Regions from separate parts of the Mus musculus genome. Here region 2 is linked to region 1. Evidence: chromatin loops called from intact Hi-C (ENCODE). Cell type or tissue: left cerebral cortex. All regions are shown on one strand. Links, peaks and the distances in the headings refer to the core of each region. The heading gives the core; the rest is flanking DNA.

What was found. A loop is a pair of places that touch in the nucleus more often than their neighbours do. Peaks named below come from ENCODE experiments on the same cell type or tissue, not always from the same donor. Only the 100,000 strongest peaks of a DNase experiment are listed, where the experiment ranks them.
Region 2: a loop joins it to region 1, with 3 times the contacts of the local background. A loop is called at or near these places in 2 of 42 quality-filtered maps.

The regions. Positions count from the first base shown.
Region 1 is chr14:21,252,518-21,255,444 of GRCm38, forward strand. All of the region lies in intron 6 of Adk (adenosine kinase), which reads left to right. Among named protein-coding and RNA genes, the nearest start is that of Gm52152, 160 kb to the right of the region's middle. In left cerebral cortex, for the core only: a CTCF peak has its summit at 1,615 (motif pointing right); DNase peaks (open chromatin) are centred at 990 and 1,994.
Region 2 is chr14:21,149,267-21,152,193 of GRCm38, forward strand. All of the region lies in intron 3 of Adk (adenosine kinase), which reads left to right. Among named protein-coding and RNA genes, the nearest start is that of Adk, 98 kb to the left of the region's middle. In left cerebral cortex, for the core only: no CTCF peak of the experiment used is centred there; a DNase peak (open chromatin) is centred at 1,170; H3K27ac peaks cover 604 bases.

The sequences.
Region 1 (2,927 bases), core at 199-2,698:
GACAAAGCAAGCAATAACAAGAAGGCAGAATTACAGATCTAAAAGAGAAAAAAGTGGTTGGTGTTATAATTACCCAAAGAAATCTGCACTCATTAAATTGGCTGTTTTTATGATTGACTTTAATTGGAGGTTAGCTCGGATATTTAGCTCCTTTCCCACCCCTTTAAACACACACAGGCACATAATCTGTAGAACTGCAGACTTGTTTTTCTAAGCATTGAGAGGAGCTTGCCCTGTAATTTGATCCCCACTGACAGATGCATTTTCTATGCTGCCATTTTGAATTAACCTATTGTAGAACAATTTTCTTCAGCCCTGTTGAATAAAACATCCAGTCTGATTACCTCCGACGGATCCGATAGAGTAAAAGAATGTACCTCGCACTGAAGTAGATTGTTTGCGTGGACTCTGCTGATTTTGAACTCTGCCAATAAGCACAATCATTTGTAATAAATTTTCAAAGAAATTTCTGGTGAAAAGGTAATGAGAGTCACCCTTTTATAATTTAATGTTTTGTACCCTGCAGCAAAATAATATTATTCTTGTAAAGCAGTGTTTTATTTCTAGCATGCTTCATGTGAGTTCAGGGAAAAAAATCTTTTATATTTAATATTTTAAGAATATAATTTTATTTTTATATACTCTAAAATGACCACCCTTCCTCCCCCACAAGCAATATTTTAATATTTAGGTTCAACATAATTCAAAGCACTTTATTTCGAGAAATAATTTTTATACATATTATGCTTAACCATAGTAATTTTTAAATTGACAAATTTCATCCTTTGTGATACTATCCTTGAAAGCCTTTATTTAAATTGTCTAGCATTTGATAGCGCACATTACTAAGAAGGCACCTAATCAGTTTGCCAGGTGTAGCAACAGAGGAAGACGACGCAGAACTTATTTACTTCTGAGAAGCCTGAAGAATAAAGTCCCAGTGCTCTGCAGGCTTCTAATCCAACCCTGGAACAGAAGAGCCAAGCACATTCTGTCTGACAATGCACACGCTGCTAATCAGACGCCAGTGCCAAGCTGTCTGCTTTGTTAAATACTCAGCTTCCTAGAGGCAGGAAGACAGCTGCTATAAGGATGATGAAATTTGGTAGTTCAATCTATTTTTGCTACCCTTGGGCTACCAAGATATTGTTAATTTAGACCACCCCAATTGGTACACTTTAGGGAGTTTTTTAAAGAGTTTGTAATTAAAATGATAAAACATCATTATTACATTGAAGACCTTCTGTAAGTTTTACATTTGGCAGATACCTACTGAGATAACCCCAGCATGTAATTTACAATGATGTAATGGCTGTAATTGCATTGTGGGAAAAAGAGGAGAGAAGAGAGGAGAGGAGAGGAGAGGAGAGGAGAGGAGAGGAGAGGAGAGGAGAGGAGAGGAGAGGAGAGGAGAGGGGGGAAGAGAGATCACTAGCTAGGCATAGGAGGTGAGTGCTAACATTAGAAGAGTTCTGAGATTTGCTTCTATTTCATTTAAATCTACTTTATCCCCAAATTGCCTCCCAATATTTGAATGTAGTGGCTGTAAACCTTGCAGCATGGTTTGTTGTTTTTGTTTTTTAAATAGATACGAACCTAGATACTACCACCAGGGGGAGAAGCTAAAAACCTGAAAGTCCTCAGCTGATTATGATACTGGCTGATTATGATAGAGGATTATACCTCTTAGAGGCACATAATTAATCACATCACCCAAATGATTCTGCCTTTGGGACATGACTCTGAGATTTTCTGTGAAGCACATAAACTTAACACACTACTAAATGTAAATAAAACGACAACTGTGTGCACTGGTCATGTATGGAAAGGGTGCGGGCGGTAGTGCAAGCCGGCAGCATGAATGCTGTGCCTTGTATCTGTCAGTCTAGTTGAGGAACTGTCCTTCAGACACTGAGTACACAAGATGTGTGAAAATGAGCTGCTGCTATTGGGACTCATCTGTTAGGAACTAATGTCCACAAAATCACTGGAGCCGAGTTGAGTAGTGTCTAAGGTGGTTGTCTATTTTTTGTCACCATAGTATGGTTTCATTTTTAGTATTCCCTCTAAAAAACAAAAAAAATAATCTAATCCCTGATTTTTTTTTAAAGCAAAGTTTGTGGTTTTTGCCCTGGAAAAAGTAGTTGCAAAAACCTAGTTGCTGGTGTTGGGATCCAACTCTACTGCTGCTCAACAATGTCGAAATTGTTGTCCTGCTGCGGGGAATGGAAGATCACTGAAGAGCAGCGGCTAACTCCGGGTTTTCTGTGCCTGTCCTTGCACCTGAGACTACACACTTATTTTTATAAACCCTAAATGCTAATTAGCTTTTTAAACAGTAATTTTCCTCTGTCTACCACATAAGGAATATCTATCTTAGAATTTTAAGTTTTACTCAGCAGAGAGTCTTTTTGTATTTTGTTTGTTTGTTTTTTGAGCATGTATAGCAGAACTTTATTTTCTTTTACTTTTTTTTTAATTTATAAATCCCATTTATTTCTCACACAATAGTAAGGGATACACATTTTCATTAGCCTAAACTAAAAAGAAATTTCTACTCTTTAGTAAATGACGGACCCCCATTTACCTTTATATGATTGAAAGTCAGAACTGTGATGAACTACAACACAGTACCATGTGGTCTTATTGGTTTGGTAAATAAACTACTCTAATTTAAATCTTAAAAGAAAAACAATGCTTATCCATTTCATTGTTTGCTTTGCTTTTCTTTCTTTTTTTAATTAGATATTTTCTTTATATACATTTCAAATGCTATCCCGAAGGTTCCCTATACCCTCCCCCTGCCCTGCTTCCCTAACCCCAATCCCACTTGTTGACCCTGGCATTCCCCTGTACTGGGGCATATAAAGTTTGCAATACCCAGTGGGAAGAGAGGCCCCTTGGTATTTTTGTAAGTGACAAATAAT
Region 2 (2,927 bases), core at 177-2,676, 100 kb before region 1:
TGCATTTAAAATTTATCTGATTTAGAAATACATTATGTCAGACATTGATATTTTCTGGATGACTGCCTCCCCTCCTATTTTTTTTTTCTTTCTTAGATTTTATTTTTTAATTTAAACATTAGTGTGTGTGTCTCTTTGTGTGGTTATGTGTCCAGTGTGTCCTAGAGCCAGAAGAGTGTTTCAATCTTCTGGAGCTAGGCTCGGGAGGGGATGAGCTGCCTATGTCTTCTCCAAAAGAAGCAGGCACAGTGTACCCATGGTGGGGCATAAAGAATTCTCATTTGGAGATGGGGAAGATGAAGTACATGATGTCATAATATACCTGAAAATCCATGTCTTCCTGTAACCATCTGGAAAATCACCTCGTTCTTTCTTAGCATAATATTTTGCATGCGTTTAGGATTCATAGACCCAAGAGACGGGAAGTGTAACTAGAGTAATCTTGACTACAAATGGAATTCAGTGATGTTTCCAAACTGGACTCATGTAAGAACAGGAGCTTGGCTGGGCCTTAATGGTCCTAAACCCAAGGACTCAGGTGGCCAGAAGTTGTTTCTCAGCTTCCCCATGTCGGTTGCAAATTAACATCATTCCTCAGTTCCTGCCATGCTCAGGTGTCACCTGCTGTAATGCCCTGCTCAGGTGTCACCTGCTGGAATGCCCTGCTCAGGTGTCACCTGCTGTAATGGGCTCATGCTAGCTTGCTTTCTTCTCACTTGAAACACTATCAGTACTTCCGATAGTCAGTGTTAGATGCTACATTTATATTCAAGATAGGCATCTAGAAAAAAATAACCCTTTTATAAGACTAAGTATTTCCCTATTCTTCTGAAGGGTAACTTCAAGTGACGCACCTATAACTGGGTTTCACTTGTGTAATGGCCAAAACCTTTTCAAGTTTACACTTTGGATGGCTTTGTAAATTTGGCATTTTTTTGACAAGGTTACGTATGGCATTAGCAATTTGCCTAAAGAATGAAAAGAAAACGCCAACTGTTTTGTTTGTTTTTATGACTTGTGAAGATTTTGCATTTTAGTTTTCTGAGTTCTTTTCCTAAAGGCCCGGGTGTTTGGTTTTTTCTTGTTGTTGCTGATCACCTCAGGAGCTTCCTGGGTTTGGGGAGAGTGACCCTTCACGATCTCTTTTAGACTAAAGAGATCGAGTTTTCTAATGTTGTGTGGAAGGTTATATTTAGCTGTTGGTATTTCAAGTTGGAACACTTCATTCGGCTGTACCTTTAGTCAATGAGTCATCTGGAGAAAATGGGCTGCTCTTGCTTTTAGGAAGAGTCTGTAGCAAATAATAATAATAAGTTAAGCTCTGTGGGAGATTTTATGCCAAATAACAAGCTTAAAATGGAAAATGTTTTGTAACATTTTATTGCCCATATGCAAAATATATACTAAAGGATATAGAAGCATTTGGCTCATTATTGTCTTCAGCTGATTAAAAAAAAAAAGTAGCCCTGATGTCAGGCATTTTCTACAAAGCATTGTGTGGACTGTTTTTTTAGTTGTAGACAAGTCGAAAGCCAGCATAAGCTCTATGGAATTATTTTATTTATACAGTAAACAGCAGTGGCTAAAGCTTCATGGTAGTTGTCCATATTGTGGTTATTGAAATGTTTTCAAATAACATTTGTTAAAAAAATGCCTATATCACTTCATTTTTATTTTAGGAGCTTTCTATTAGTCAAGATTCTTTAAGGTGTAGGGAGCAAGGGATGTGGGAGATGTGGGGTCTAATTTTATATACCTTTGTATCGCATATGTCACACTGATTGCATATTTCATCTTTCCCATCTGGAACAAAGCAACATATGTAATACTGGAGATTTAGAAATCTTAAGGTCCTGCAATCCCAATTTTTAAATCTGAACTACCTTTTCTGCTTTTATATTCTTAGCTCAGTGAGCAGGTTGGATTTTTAGAGTTCTAAGTTAGATAATGAGATTCAGATAAAGATGACTGAGATCGGCAAATACTAATAAAAGGAATATTATTTACAATGTTATTAAATTGACTACAGTTTTGTAAAACCAGTGTCAACCTAAGAGGTCAGCGAGATTTCTCAGCAGAGAGAGGCAGGTGAAGGTGATTTCTAAGCAAACCCGATGACCAGGTTTAATCCCTAGAACCCATGAAATCGTACAAGGAGAAAAACATCTCCACAAAGTTTTCATCTGGCCTCAATGTGTAGGCTAGGAATGAACACCACACATCATTTACAAACACCAAGAATCAACTGAAAAATAATTAAAAACAAATATATTAGTGGTTGATGATCATAGAGTTAATAACCCAAATATTTTAATACTTTTCTCTATACCAAGCCATAATTTAAGGACTAACCACAGTATAAACGAAATATAAACATATATTGATACTATAGTAGATTTATTTCAGAATGAAAGAATTGTTCTAATTAGGTTATCTGCTAATATAACTTGTTTGGTTGGTTTGGTTTGGTTTTTTGAGATAGGGTTTCTCTGTGTAGCCTTGGCTGTCTTGGAACTAGCTCTGTAGACCAGGCTGGCCTCGAACCCTGCTCTGTCTGCCTGTTCCCAAGTGCTGGGACTAAAAGAGTGGGCCACAACTTGACTTCTGCTGATATAATTTATTGTGCTTTCTTTACATGTCTCCTAAGGGTGTCTGTTTGCTCAGGAAGTCCAGATTAGGTGAGCCTGTGGGCTTCTCTGCTGCTTTCAACAGCAGAGCTTATCCAGTGAAACCTAACTTTTTAAAAGCTGTTATTCCAATGTGGACTCCTGTCATTTCTAGGACAGCATATGGAGCATACTTGTAGATAATGGTTAATTTCATAAAGTAGTTATTGATGCTTTTGGTTAAGTTCCTCTTTATTTTATAGTTTATCCTTTTCTGTTGGTCCTAGACTGTGCCCTGTATTAACAGACTTCTGGGGAATT